Regions from separate parts of the Homo sapiens genome. Here all the other regions are linked to region 1. The links are chromatin contacts, found by Hi-C or POLR2A ChIA-PET in ENCODE. All regions are on one chromosome and are shown on one strand. The core of a region is the stretch at or near the end of the contact, and the rest is flanking DNA. Distances in the headings are between cores, read along the strand shown.

Region 1 (2,765 bases), core at 196-2,695:
TACTTTTTTCTTTTTTTTTTTTTCCTCAGACCTTTTTCCGCCTTCAGGAAGAAGTTATTTTAGGTAGGGTGGTCAGGGAAGGCTTCTCTAGGAAGTTAATAATTGCGAGGCTTGGATGATGAAAGCAAAGATATGAAAGTAAAATATTCCAGCAAAGGTAAAGTAGTTGAAGTAGGAAGAAGTTAGCTTTGTTGGAAAAACCGTAACAAAGCCAGCATAGCTGGCATGCTATTGGAAAACAGAAAAATTGGGAAAAGGAAAAGAATCTAAAAACTTGGGTAAGGTTTTCCTTTAACTGTGACAATGGGAGTGGCATGCTGTGTGGCGAGTTCCCTCAATTCTTTCAGGCATTACTACCTAAGAAAGGCCTTCTTTAACTGCCCTTTTACAAATCCCAACGTTATCAGATTTTCCCACCCTTTTACAATCACCGCCCTTTTTCGAATACTTTAGAGTTAATGCCTCAAAGTTATCAGTCTTTTAAACATCACGAATCCGTTTGTCCCTACAAGGAACTCTTCTGTCCCCCTTCCTTGATTTTTCTCCTTGGCATTTATCACTAACATGATATGTATTTATGTTTGATTTTTTCTAAATTATTGTCCCTGGCCCCTATAAAGACTCAAGAGAACTGGGATTTTGATCTGTTTTCTTTTTTTTTTTTTTTTTTTTTTTGAGACACAGCCTTGCTCTGTCACCCAGGCTAGAGTGCAGTGGCGAGATCCCGGCTCACTGCAATCTTCGCCTCCTGGGTTCAGCTATTCTCCTGCCTCAGCCTCCCGATTAGCAGAGATTACAGGCGCCCGCCACCACGCCCGGCTAATTTTCGTATTTTTAGTAGAGACTGGGTTTCACCATGTTGGCCAGGCTGGTCTCGAACTCCTGACCTCAGGTGATCCGCCCGCTTCGGCTTCCCAAAGTGCTGGGATTACAGGCGTGAGCCACCGAACGTGGCCTGTTTTCTTTCTTAATTTTGGTCTATTTTAATTTCCTAAGCAGCTACAATGGTGCTTGACATGCAGTTGGCACTGTGTAAATACATGTTGAATAAAACGCAGGCTACTTTTTGAACTGGTCTGCACGGATTGTGTGAACTGATGTGATGTCAGGGTAGACTAATATCACATTTCTCTCTCTCTGAAAATGTCTTCAAGCAGTCAGACCGTGACGTCCTTCAGTTTTCAAAATGGGAAAGCGAAGGTTCCCACAATTCTCAGAACGCAAATTTCTCGCCACAATTCAAAATGGCGGAGGAGGGTGGGGCCTGTCACATGGTGGGCGTCATAACAGCTTTCCTTTTCCAAACCGCCGCCCGCCTTGCCGCGTCGTCTGCCGTCCCCCTCCTCCTCCCGCGGAGCCTTTTCGAGGAATCGACTGGGATTGGCTAATAGGCTGGGAGTGGGGCTGCGGTGCCGGGACGCGGCATCATCACTTCCTGTTGTGGGCAGTCGTTTCCTGTCGCTGCTTGGTAACAATGGGGAAGATAATGGCTGCCTGAGCAACGTCTCCGAGCAGGCGCTGGGCTAGAGGCGGGTCTCAACCAGCTACTCATTGGAGGCGGGCTTGAGAGCGGCGGCCAGGGAGGTGCGGAGCAGCCTCGGCGGCGGCGGCCGAACCAACCGAGTCGGATCCTGACCCTAAAACCTAGTAAGTGAAGACTTGGGAATCCTGTGAGAAATGATGTAGAGCGAGAGGAAGACAGCGGAGCCGCGGCTGCCGCGTTCTCTCAAAATGGCCCGAGTGACGCGTCGTGGCAGAGGCTCAGCGCCGCCTCCGGACCCCAGGCCCGTTGCTGCGGGGGGCTCCGTGGCGTAGTCGCCGCTGCCATTTTAGTTGAGTGGTATAGTCGACAGGCTCTTTGAAGGGGAAGGAGGTGGGTAGTACTTCCTCTCGGTGGCCGCGCGAGCTGCAGCCCAGGCCCTCCGGAGCCTTAGGAAATCGGGGGAGGCAGTTTTTGAGTTTTGGCCTCAGGCGTCAGAATCTTAGAACGTCTCAGGCTTTTTCTTCTCTGTTCTCTGGAGGCTTCCCTGACCTCCCCGCGTTTTCCATGGCGGGCTTGGGTTTGGGAAAAGGGAAGTAAAAAATCAGGCTGCCCCAAGTGAGATGCTGGCAACTCTTGGGCCTTTAGATTTCCAAAACCTCATTTTGAGCCCTTCTGCAGGGTATTACCAATTAGGCGCCCCCTGGGGCCGCGATGACATCTTCCCTGAGGATCTGAGGCAAATGTGGTTTACTCCCTTGCTCGAATAACCCTGGCATATCCTTTGCCAGGTATCACTGGAAGGATCCCCCCGCAAAAGAGAGGGAAAAGCCGTTAGGTGTTTGTTGTGTTCTCCTGGATAAGGGATGGAATTGGGCCAAATTTTCAAGTTAATTTGTGTTTAATCCACCAACAACTCAATCCCTCCCCCATTAAAAAAAAAAAAAAAAGCCTAGGGGGGTCTCTGCTTCTGCAGACGGTACCTGCCACGCATGCCATAGCTTAGTAACTAGTATTAACCGGTTGGGCTTCTGCTTCCTGAATACTCGGTCCCTTTTTCCCTTATGCTGATTAATTTCAAGATGGAGGAGACAGCCACGTTCCTTCCCTAGACAGTTTCACCATACTTATTCCACAGGTTAGTCTGGGAATCTGAGGCCTAGCAGTCTTGTTATTGAGGTCATTTTTTTTTTCATTTTGGGGCAAGAGGAAGCAGTTGTATCAGATTGTCATCTTCCATTTGCAAGACCCCACAATGATTTTTTGCCAGAAGTAAGGAGCCCGC
Region 2 (2,765 bases), core at 184-2,683, 3.7 Mb before region 1:
CTGGGGTATGGTATCAAAGCAGAAACAATTTTTCCTGGTACAGATCAAAATGGAATTTCTTGTGTCTTCCTTTTCTACATAGACACAGTAACAATCTGATCTCTCTTATCCCCACAAAGGATCTAGCTCCTTTCTCTTTTCTTCATTTCCTGAGTATGAATTGCCCTTCCACTGTAGCTCAAAATGGCTGTAACATTTCAGACTGGAGGAAAAGTGATAATTCACTCTGTGTCTCACTTATAAATTTTCCTGTAGATATTTGGGGATCCAAACTCAGTTGAAGAAATACTAGTTTGAATGTCAGTTTAGTTACTAAAACTCCCTAGGAGAGGATTAGAAAGTCTAGTCTTGAATCCAAATGTTAACATCCCTTCAAATGTGGTTGGATAGCCTTTTCCTCCAACTATCACCATCACCACCACAATCCAGAACTCTGTGAAAAGAGATAAAGATTCAAGGGCCTTAAAGCGATTGTCCCAGGTTGGTTGTGAGGTAATTCTTGTACCTAAAGATACAAAATTTGAGTAAATGACTTTGTTCCTACAGCAGGTAGCAAGCCAGAAGGCTACTGCTGGGCTCATATTTTACAAGTACCTAAAACTAGTTGTTAGTTATGGGGCATGTTTACAAAGTGTTAACATCAACATATTTATGCCCATCTCCATATAGAATCTTCTTAATATAACTCAAGATAATTGATGTAACAAATTCACATCATGATCTTACCAATTTGGTTTTTAACATCAAAGTGCTGCCCCAGGCTTCAATCAGCACATACCAGACTGCTATGTCCCTTTTCTCCAGAAGCCATATTGAGCACCCCACAGCTCTAACACCTCAGAGCCTAGCCAAAGGCCAAGAACACTTGCCTGATCCCCCAAATTTCCAACACAGGACCATTGACAGCAAGCCCAGTCATTCCAGATCATCTTCAGTGGGACAAAAAAAGAAAACAACAGTTTTAATCCAATGGAGGCAATTTATTGTTATGAAGATTTCAGGAAACAAAGCTCAAAAAGGAACCAGAAAGGAAAAGGCTTTTTAGAATGTGGATAGAGCCACAAGTGTCATTAAGGAGAGAGAGAGAGAAACGGAGAGATGAAATTTATGTTACTTAAGATCAAGTTTCACATAATGCCAGTTATATTAGCATATACTGGCAGGATTATCTTTCCCCACCTACAAATAGTCTAATGACCTCACAGTCACAGAAATCACAGAGAACTAAGCTGAAGAGAGAACACTCGTCCCTGCTTCCCATCTTAGAGCAGCTGAATAATTTCCTGAGAATTCTATTCCTGAAGCTAGGAAGAAAAGTTTATTTATACATACACGCAACCTGCAAGTCTCCAGTTTCTATTCTTCCTTCCTCTTTGACCCTTCCCCTCCCCCACTTTGCACCAGAGAAGTCAGACTCCGGGAGTGCTTTAACAGTTTGAAGGCTAATCTGAAAGAGGAAGAAGAATCTGTATATCTGTATATATTGGCTAGCAAATGTGCCCTGCTCTCTCCCCTCTTAAAAATAGCAGCAACCCATCTTTGCAAAGAAGCTTGCCTATAGAGCAGGCACTCTGTGAATGGACTGTGCTTTTACGACCCTACAGGGTATCAAGATACTGTGCAGCTCGCCAACAAGGATTAATTGCAAGGACTGGTAGATCGAATTTACTGAAGACTTGGAGCTTGCTTCTGAGAACAAACGCAAAAGGACAGTAAACTGTGGACCTTGAAGTTAGCAGGTAAGGAGACTCAGTATTCAGTACTAAGACCAGAACAGTATGTAGTAAAATGTTGCTGATGGTAAATTTTAGCAAATTCCCAGGAGTTTGGGGATAAGTTATCTGCCTTGCCTGCTTTAAGTTTGGGTGCTAGTATGAATTCTTTCTGCTTTATTTCTTAGCCAGAAATCTGATAATATGATCAGTCTGTCAACAAATATTGCTCAGTGCTTCTGCTAGGGCTCAACGTGGCAAAATACAGAGGAGACACACTCCGCAAACCTCCTGTGCCTTTGTAATTTAAGCCAGAAATGTAAGATACATTTTCAAATCCCCATTTTGAGGGTTCAGTGGAGTTTCTCTAATGTAGTGACATTTTCCTTCAATATGGAAAATAAATATGTAGTAATTACTGAAGGTAAACCAGTGGAGAGTAAAATTTTCACAAGGTAGTTTCACATTTGTTATCCCACCTGAACCTTTCAACATCCTATAATTTAGACAAGGTAGGTGTTACTGTCCATGTTTATGAATGAGAAAATTGACTCAGAGAGGCTAAAAAATTTTCTTGAAACACACCGTACAACTAGAAAATGGCCAGTTCTGGCCAGAGACTGTAAAAATAAAGCTCTCTCAACTATAAATGAATAGAAGAAAATTGCATGATCTATTTAGTAACTCAGACACATCTGGTGTAGACTAAGTTTACACAGAGCCAAAGATTCATACATTTTAATAAAATCTTTAGCCAGGAACATTTTTCTACTTAGCGACAAAAAAGGCTGTTTTCAAGAGGAAACAAATGGGTTTGTAAGTTCCACCTACTGAATTCAGTGGTTCTGCTTTCCAGTATTCTGATTATTTTGAAACCTAGAGAGAAACTATGATACCATATGTCTAACAAATGATTATTTTAAAAGAAATTGTAACTAAATCTGGACTAGATTGTACACTGTTTTAAAAACAAAAATATTTATATTTTTACAATGCATTATAAAATACAAAGGACTGTATTACATTTAAAATACATTAGGAAAATTTGTTACA
Region 3 (2,765 bases), core at 266-2,765, 3.5 Mb after region 1:
TCCACCTGCCTTGGCCTCCCAAAGTGCTGGGATTGCAGGCGTGAGTCACTGCACCCAGCCGAGAGAATAAATTTCTGTTGGTTTAAGCCACTCAGTTTGGGGATAACTTATGGCAGCCCTAGCAAACTAATACATACTAAAGATACATACTAAATACTAAGCTGGGCCATATAGTCCAGTTTTCCTGAGACTCCCAGGCAAGTGCTGTTTTTCTTTGCTTAATATCCTACACCACTTTCTGTCTGGTAAAATTACACTCATTCTTTAAGATGCCACTGAAATAGCACCTCTTCAGCACAGCCTTCACTAAACTATCCCCCTCTCCATCTTGGTAAATTTAGTTACTTCCTCTTCTGTGCTCACATACTTTGTAGTATCTCTACATTTATGCTATAGGACTTGTTACACTATGTTGTATTACTTGTTTATGTCTTCCCCACTTTTCTGTGAGTGTCTAGAAATATGAGGATGTCTTGTTGGTCTATTTCCAGAACATAAGCACAGTGCCTGGCACATATTAAAAACGTAATAAATGTTTGCTGAATAAATAGTTTCTGTAAGTGGCTTCTCCAATCACCTCTGTGTTTTCGGGGAAGGTAAAACTGGCAACAGGATGAAGAATGGATTAGAGAGCAGAGGGCCTTTAGAAAGGGAGGCCAGTTGATGGAGTCTAGATAGAATCATGACTAGAGCTAATGAAAGACTGATTTAGCAGAGTGGCTGTGGTAATGGAAAGGAGGAAACCGTTGGGAGAAACACCACAGAAGCAGAGTGGGTTATATTCTCTGGGTGAGAGAGGGGGAGAAATTGAAGCTGATTCTGAGGTTTCAAGTCTGGGTGACTGAGAGGGTGACGATACCATTGACTGAGGTGGGGAAGGCAGGAAGAGAAGCAGAGTTGGGGGAAGATGGGAAGCTTGAAGCTAGTATTGTTGTTCCTCCATTTCTAGAATATTTTTGTATTATAAGTCACACTTCCTCGCCAGTCTCAACAGGGACCCAGCTCAGGCAGCAGCTAAGGGTGGGTATTCTGGTTTGGATTAGATCAGAGGAAAGACAGCTGTATATGTGCCCACAGGAGCCAAGACGGTATTTTCCATCCTCCCAAAACAGTAGAGCTTTGACAGAGATTTAAGGGTGACCAAGTCAAGGAAGAGGCATGGCATAGAACGGTGATGTCGGGGGTGGGGGTTCAGAACTTCCATTATAGAAGGTAATGATTTAGAGGAGAAGGTGGTTGAGAATGGTGCTAGTGGTAGTGAACAGATCCTTCCCAGGATCTAGGTGGGCTGAGGATTTTTGAGTCTGTGACACTATTGTATATCCAGCTTTAGTTTCTGTTTACCACCTTACAGCAGCACCTAATCTCCTAGAGGACTTAGCCCGTGTCACACAGCACATATTTGCCACACCCTCTGTAAAGCCCTGGTTTATAAGGTTCTTTCCACCGGAAGCTATGACAGAGGAAACGTGTGGGTGGGGAGGGGTAGTGGGTGAGGGACCCAGGTTCCTGACACAGACAGACTACACCCAGGGAATGAAGAGCAAGCGCCATGTTGAAGCCATCATTACCATTCACATCCCTCTTATTCCTGCAGCTGCCCCTGCTGGGAGTGGGGCTGAACACGACAATTCTGACGCCCAATGGGAATGAAGACACCACAGCTGGTGGGAAATCTGGGACTGGAGGGGGCTGGTGAGAAGGGTGGCTGTGGGAAGGGGCCGTACAGAGATCTGGTGCCTGCCACTGGCCATTACAATCATGTGGGCAGAATTGAAAAGTGGAGTGGGAAGGGCAAGGGGGAGGGTTCCCTGCCTCACGCTACTTCTTCTTTCTTTCTTGTTTGTTTGTTTCTTTCTTTCTTTTGAGGCAGGGTCTCACTATGTTGCCTAGGCTGGTCTCAAACTCCTGGCCTCTAGTGATCCTCCTGCCTCAGCCTTTCAAAGCACCAGGATTACAGACATGAGCCACCGTGCTTGGCCTCCTCCTTCTGACCATCATTTCTCTTTCCCTCCCTGCCTTCATTTTCTCCCCAATCTAGATTTCTTCCTGACCACTATGCCCACTGACTCCCTCAGTGTTTCCACTCTGCCCCTCCCAGAGGTTCAGTGTTTTGTGTTCAATGTCGAGTACATGAATTGCACTTGGAACAGCAGCTCTGAGCCCCAGCCTACCAACCTCACTCTGCATTATTGGTATGAGAAGGGACGAGGGGGAGGGGATGAAGAAGAGGTGGGTTGGATCAGAGACCAAGAGAGAGGGTAGCAAGTCTCCCAGGTACCCCACTGTTTTCTCCTGGGGTAAGTCATAAGTCGGTTGAGGGGAGATGAGGCTAGGCTCTGGATATCTGCAGTACCCAGATTGGCCCCACTGTTCCTCTTCCTTCCAACCTTTCTCCTCTAGGTACAAGAACTCGGATAATGATAAAGTCCAGAAGTGCAGCCACTATCTATTCTCTGAAGAAATCACTTCTGGCTGTCAGTTGCAAAAAAAGGAGATCCACCTCTACCAAACATTTGTTGTTCAGCTCCAGGACCCACGGGAACCCAGGAGACAGGCCACACAGATGCTAAAACTGCAGAATCTGGGTAATTTGGAAAGAAAGGGTCAAGAGACCAGGGATACTGTGGGACATTGGAGTCTACAGAGTAGTGTTCTTTTATCATAAGGGTACATGGGCAGAAAAGAGGAGGTAGGGGATCATGATGGGAAGGGAGGAGGTATTAGGGGCACTACCTTCAGGATCCTGACTTGTCTAGGCCAGG
Region 4 (2,765 bases), core at 176-2,675, 3.2 Mb after region 1:
GGAGAAATGCTTGAACCCGGGTGGCGGAGGCTGCAGTCAGCCCAGATCGCCCCACTGCACTCCAACCTCGGAGACAGAGCGAAACTCCGTCTTACACACACAAAAAAGTACATACATAGTAGGTGGCTAGCCTCCTCCCCCGCCTACTCCCCACAACCCAGACTTCACCTTCATCATTTACCAAGGCACCGTCAGTCCCGGTCAATTCTTCATTTGCCGTGAGTTCAGTGATCAGGCTGCCCAGCCCCAAAGCCCCCAAGCCTGCCAAGTGCTTCTTACATTCCTGAAAAAGGGACAGCACGAGTCGAAGATAACAACTAAACCTACGACTCCCACACCACAGGACTTATTTCCCTGGTCCACGACAAAGTCACAAATCCACATGAAAAATGACTGTGCAGTGTGCCAAAACAAGCAACACGTTCGAGAACTGTAATATACATCTACCAAACTCCGCATCGATCAGATCTTTATTAAAGCACCACAGCCAACTGCATCGCCCACACTTTAAAGTATACTACAAGAGAAGACGAATCAAATAACTACTGCCAAGACTGAATGAATGGAACGGTCGTTCTCGGAACGAGGGCCGAGGCAGGGGGATCAGTGGGATTGGAGGCGTCGAGGCGGGGCTCGTTCGGTCCCTGTTTCGCATGCGCCTGCGGCACAGGAGGGGCCACAGCGGCCGACAGCTTCACTCCTCAAGAAAACGGGCCTAAGTGAAGGCAGGGTAGTTTCACTAGGGCGCAGGACACTATTTCACGAAAGTCAGTGAAGACGCTGGGAGAGCCACCTAAAAGGCGCACTGTGACCAGGAGGCCCGCTCGGGTGCTAGGAACACCCCATTGTCCTAAGCCTGAGGCCGGAACCAAACGAGCGGGAGGCAGGTCCTGTCCAGTCCTCTGGCTCTATAGAGCCATCTCAGGGCAGCGATGTCAGAGGGGCAGGCAGTGTCAAGAATCTCCAAGCAGGTTACGGGTGGGAAGCCATCTCAGTAGGCGAAACCAGCATGTGTCCTACTGTCTGGTCGGCAGAGCGCTAGCTCCAAAGCCACTATTCCCTGCGCCCCTGGCCCCGGGCTCGCCTCGCGCTCTCTTCTGCCCACTCTCCCCCAGAACGATCACTCCCACGCCACGTTGCTCCCGCACCCATGAGGACGGGATCCTCCTCCCCGGCGTTAGCTGCGCCCTGTTCTCGCTGCCTGAGCACCCTCTCCTTTCCTCCCCGCACCTCCTTCCTCTGCTTAGCCCCACCCCCCGAGCCCTACCCCCACGCCCACCCCCTCACATCATCCAAGACGCTTTCCCCCTCCAGCTGCCCGGCTCCATTGATGTTGCCGAAAAGGAAACCCGCTAAAGAAAATGGGCCGCCTCCAGCGGAATCTTCGTCGCTGTCCGTGTCTGACATGATGGCGGCAGCAGTGATGGTAGCTGCTGTCCGCAGCAGCAAATCGCAGCCGGGTCCCATAGACCGGAAATAAAACAACAGTCGCCCAGAAGTGACTTACTGAGCTCCCTTACCCTACCAGCCTCTACCGGAAGCTCAAAACAGAGGGGAAAGGGAGGGGGAAGTGGGGAGAGGGGAGGGGGAAGGGGGGGAAAACCCGGAAAGACCGGCTATCCTAAGAGAAAGAAGTAACTACTTTACTAACGGCTTTTGATTCGACGCTACGGGATCAGGAGGATGGATATGTGGAAAGCGGTTGGTCAAAGAAAATATTCAGTCCCGCCCGCTCCCACTGCTCCGCGCGCGAGCTTTCTCACGGCACCGAATTAGAGCAGTGGCTCTTCCTCCAATCAGAAGGAGCTGCTCGAGTCACGTGGCTTACGCGCAGGCAACCTCGGGTTCCTGTACCACAATACCCGGAAGTAAGGGTAAGAGCCGGTCTTTGTGCTGCGTGCAATTTCACCGGTCCGTCCCAAGGAGAGACTTGACGTAAATTATACAGGCATTCCCGAGCTATGCAGGTTACTTGTTTTGAGTTGACATTTTTCCCTAGAAATTGATTTTTTGACCGGACGCGGTGGCTTACGCCTGTAATTCCAGCACTTTGAGAGGCCGAGGTGGGAGGATCGCTTGAGCCCACGAGTATGAGGCCAGCCTGGACAAGAAAGCGAGACTCCATCCATACACAAAATCAAAAAAATTAGCCAGATGTGGTGGCCAGTGCCTGTAGTCCCAGCTGTTGGGGGGTCTGAGGTGGGAGCCAGGAGTTGGAGTCTGCAGTGACCTGTGATCGGGCCACTGCACTCCAGCCCGCCTCAAAAAAAATACTTGTTCCCCCAACGTTTTATTTCGGAAAATGTGAAAGTTTAGTAAAATGAACAGCTGACCCCTCACCTAGACTCACAATGGTTAACATTTTGCTAGGATTTTTGTTTTTCTAAACCATTTATGGGCATCTTGTTCTTCACTCCTAAAAATAAGCATCTTAACTATGGAACCAAAGTACCTTTATCACAACTTTAGGAAGTAAGTCAATATTATTTAAGGAAGAGTCCGCACTTAAATTTCCCCAGTTGTCCTAGTTGGAACATTTTACGGGGTTTCGTCATGTTGCACAGGCTGGTCTCAGACTCCTGGGCTCAAGCAATCTGCCCGTTTCAGCCTCCCAAAGTGCTGGGATTGCAGCCATGAGCCAACACCCCGGCTTTCACCTTGCTTTTTTCACATATTATGATAATATAGACTGAAATAATTTCTTTACCACATCATAGCACTCTTCCTCATTCTCCCTTTTTTCCAATACTAGGATCCATTCACGT
Region 5 (2,765 bases), core at 166-2,665, 3.1 Mb after region 1:
AACTGAGAAACAACCAAAAAATAACCTCGCGGGAAACCTCAGAAGCGCAGCCCAATTCCCCACCCCCTTCCGCCCAAATCGCCTCAATATGGAAAGGCAGCTGAAGGACACTCCTACAATTTGGTTGTTTTCGTATTTTCAGTACCAAATGCTCGCGACTGAAGTGTCTAAAAGGGCAACCGCCTTGTACTTGTGCAGCTACACTCCAGTTGCTTTACAAACTCTTCAAGCAGGGATGGAAACTTAAAAGAATATTACACCCTGTGAATAAAGAGATACTGGGCTGAAGAATGGGGATGGCAGACCCAGAGGCGGCGGCGGAGGAATACATCGAGAAAGTAACACAAAGCGAGAATTGGGCGGGCAGGGTGGTCAACGCCAAAGCAGCAGCATCGGGGTGGTTTCTCCCCCAAGGATAGGAAGTGAACAGGGCTGGCAACCTCGCGAAGGGAAGGGTGTGGTTCCCCGCGGACAGGGTGGGAAATCCAGGCTGAGGGCAGCGGTGGAATTGGGCGATGGCAAAGGAAACCCCTGGAAATTTCCAATCTAAACCGGGACCGCTCAACCGAAAGAACACCAGAAAGGCACTGCCTAGCAGGGTGCTGCTCAATGTCCCCTCTTCTCGAGGTGACTTGTGGCACCATCGACGAGCTTTTGATCGTCCTCGGGTGATGCAAAGTGAGGATATGATTACATCGGAACGGCACCCCCGCCCTAGATTGGCAGAGAAGGACCAAATCTGGCTAAGGGGAAAAGACTGGGGGGGGAGATGAAGGAGGAGATGGAGGGGAAAAAGGAGAGGCGATGAGCTGGAATTAGGGGAGAAAACCGCTGCAAAGGAGTGAAAGGGCAGGGATTCCAATGCAGTCCATTCCACGACATTCTAAGCGCGCACGTGTGATAAAAGCGCCTGGAGAGAGTGGAATGCTAGAACATTTACGAAATAAAAACAAAGCAAGAAAGGCAGCAAAAAGCAAGCAAGGGAGGAGGAGGAAATGTTCGGGAAGCGGACAACAGCGGAAAACCCGATGTGATCAGATGCCAGTAGACCACGAAAAGCTTAGCAATGTCACTGATGTAATGGGGATGGTTCGAGGGAAGGGAGGGAAGGAGTGATACAAGGTAGAGGACGGCGCGAGACCCCAAGGGGGCATCTGCCAAGGTAGAACGGGACACCGGTACCTGTGCTGTCGGCCACGTTGCCCACGGAAGACGCCATCTGGAGCTTCTCGAGGGAGAGCAAAAAAGAGGTAATTGGTCCTGCTGCCGCCACTACCAGCAAGAACGTATTTGGAGGTAGTAGTACAAGGGCAGCAGCCGTAGCAATGCTCTGGAGGGCTTGAGCGGCGGCAGCAGTTACAGGCTTCAAACCCTGGGAACTCTAATTGACCATCTACCTAGTACGGTCTTGAAATGGCGGCGACGGCTCCTCGGCCGAAACAACATGGGCCGGAACTACTTTCTGTTACAATCAAGTGCCCGCGCGGAGGTAGCCGGTAACCAGCGCCGCCAACAAAATGACTTCAAGCTGCAAAGTCGAGATTCCATGTAGTCCTCCGCGCAGCGCCCATTGCGACAAACACCACGGTGGAGACCGCGCATGCGAGCAGCCCTGTCAACCCGACTCGTGGTTAGGGCACTCTCTGGGGCGGAAGCGGCCAAGTTTCTTAAGAGTGTAGCGGAAGGGTAAAAACAAACACACACGGGACGGATACGTTTTTGCCACCGCGATTAAGAAGAGTGTTTGTTACTTAGCAGGTGGTGTCGTTTTAAACATAAATGCCAAAGGCGTCTAAAAAAGTTTATCAACTGTATTCGTACAAAAACGGATGGTTACGACTCTCACGGATCAATTCTGAGCCAGTCAATTCAGAAGATTGCCTCTCAAAGACAGCTGCTCAAAACGAGGAGCGAGAGGGTTCCGATTTGAGCCCGTCTTCATTGTGACTCGGCCATCGATTTCAGCACTTCGATGAAAAAGACTGAAGCTTTCACAGGGCCAGTTGAATGCAGACACCTTCAATGTTGGCCGTATAGCCTGAAATTTCAAAATCGTTTTGGTATTCAGAATACTCCTGCCCACGGTGATAGGGCAAATGTTTAATAACTCAGGGACATGCTGGGCGTTTGCACTCCGAAGGCAGCCATAAAAATGTTAAAGGTGATTCACGTTCGTCAAAATCCATGACTCTCCTCGAGTTGTGACTTCATTTCCACCAGCTAGCTCTGCACATTGTCACAGTCGGCGATTCCACTGAGCTCAAAGCAGATCAACAATGATAAATGAATTCACTTGCCATCTGCCTAAACCACACGTCTAGATTGAGTCATGAATTGCCTCTACTTCCTTGAACAAATCGGTTCTTACGATCTTCCTGCAGTTTCAAGTCTACTGTTCAGACATTTTGTCACATTGGTATTTATACTTCACCTCTTGTTCTAGAAACGACTTAAGGTAGCTTGCCACATCAGCAAGAAAGTATTACAAGCCACTGGAGGCTACAAGTTGGATCTCTGAGAGCCTTTTTATTTCAAAAAGTCCTTGATCTAAGAAAGCAGGTCAATGAATTTCTTCAAAAAGTTTTTGCTACCTAGCCCCTTCACTACATTTTTTAAAACTAAGTCCTCAAATTCTGCTTAAATTTCTTCAAAACAGTCAACAAACAATTAATTATGGAAATGGCACAGAGAAAATTCATAATGCTAATTTCTTCCATCCCATAATCAAGAGTCACATCATGCAGTGAAAAAGACAAAAATCACTA

What was found. A loop is a pair of places that touch in the nucleus more often than their neighbours do. ChIA-PET counts read pairs that join two places held with the same protein, here RNA polymerase II (POLR2A). Pooled maps may share reads with other maps.
Region 2: a map of naive thymus-derived CD4-positive, alpha-beta T cell shows a loop between it and region 1 (18-fold over the local background). The contact joins the promoter of CYSLTR1 here to the promoter of RLIM in region 1. A Hi-C loop is called at or near these places in 1 of 168 maps with a recorded cell type or tissue (naive thymus-derived CD4-positive, alpha-beta T cell) and 6 of 50 pooled maps. POLR2A ChIA-PET finds 5 or more read pairs at or near these places in 2 of 52 experiments (T-cell and naive thymus-derived CD4-positive, alpha-beta T cell).
Region 3: a pooled map shows a loop between it and region 1 (15-fold over the local background). The contact joins the promoter of IL2RG here to the promoter of RLIM in region 1. A Hi-C loop is called at or near these places in 5 of 50 pooled maps.
Region 4: a pooled map shows a loop between it and region 1 (30-fold over the local background). The contact joins the promoter of TAF1 here to the promoter of RLIM in region 1. A Hi-C loop is called at or near these places in 1 of 37 single-sample maps with no recorded cell type and 6 of 50 pooled maps. POLR2A ChIA-PET finds 5 or more read pairs at or near these places in 1 of 52 experiments (CD4-positive, alpha-beta memory T cell).
Region 5: a loop to region 1 is called in a pooled map, with 25 times the contacts of the local background. The contact joins the promoter of OGT here to the promoter of RLIM in region 1. A Hi-C loop is called at or near these places in 10 of 50 pooled maps.

The regions. Positions count from the first base shown.
Region 1 is chrX:74,613,304-74,616,068 of GRCh38, reverse strand. It overlaps RLIM (ring finger protein, LIM domain interacting), which reads left to right and starts at 1,445. Exons shown (of 4, transcript NM_016120.4): 1 at 1,445-1,647. RefSeq lists an enhancer at 1,521-1,840.
Region 2 is chrX:78,326,279-78,329,043 of GRCh38, reverse strand. CYSLTR1 (cysteinyl leukotriene receptor 1) reads left to right here and starts at 1,433. Exons shown (of 3, transcript NM_006639.4): 1 at 1,433-1,739. RefSeq lists an enhancer at 1,212-1,261.
Region 3 is chrX:71,110,327-71,113,091 of GRCh38, reverse strand. IL2RG (interleukin 2 receptor subunit gamma) reads left to right here and starts at 1,515. Exons shown (of 8, transcript NM_000206.3): 1 at 1,515-1,667; 2 at 2,042-2,195; 3 at 2,404-2,588. The coding sequence starts at 1,553. RefSeq lists enhancers at 1,363-1,752, 855-2,054.
Region 4 is chrX:71,365,017-71,367,781 of GRCh38, reverse strand. It overlaps TAF1 (TATA-box binding protein associated factor 1), which reads right to left and starts at 1,425. Exons shown (of 38, transcript NM_004606.5): 1 at 1,288-1,425; 2 at 169-283. The coding sequence starts at 1,407. RefSeq lists enhancers at 120-815, 1,334-1,383, 1,874-1,923, 2,092-2,661 and a silencer at 1,544-1,733.
Region 5 is chrX:71,531,754-71,534,518 of GRCh38, reverse strand. OGT (O-linked N-acetylglucosamine (GlcNAc) transferase) reads right to left here and starts at 1,415. Exons shown (of 22, transcript NM_181672.3): 1 at 1,183-1,415. The coding sequence starts at 1,219. RefSeq lists enhancers at 841-1,499, 1,325-1,664, 1,165-2,364.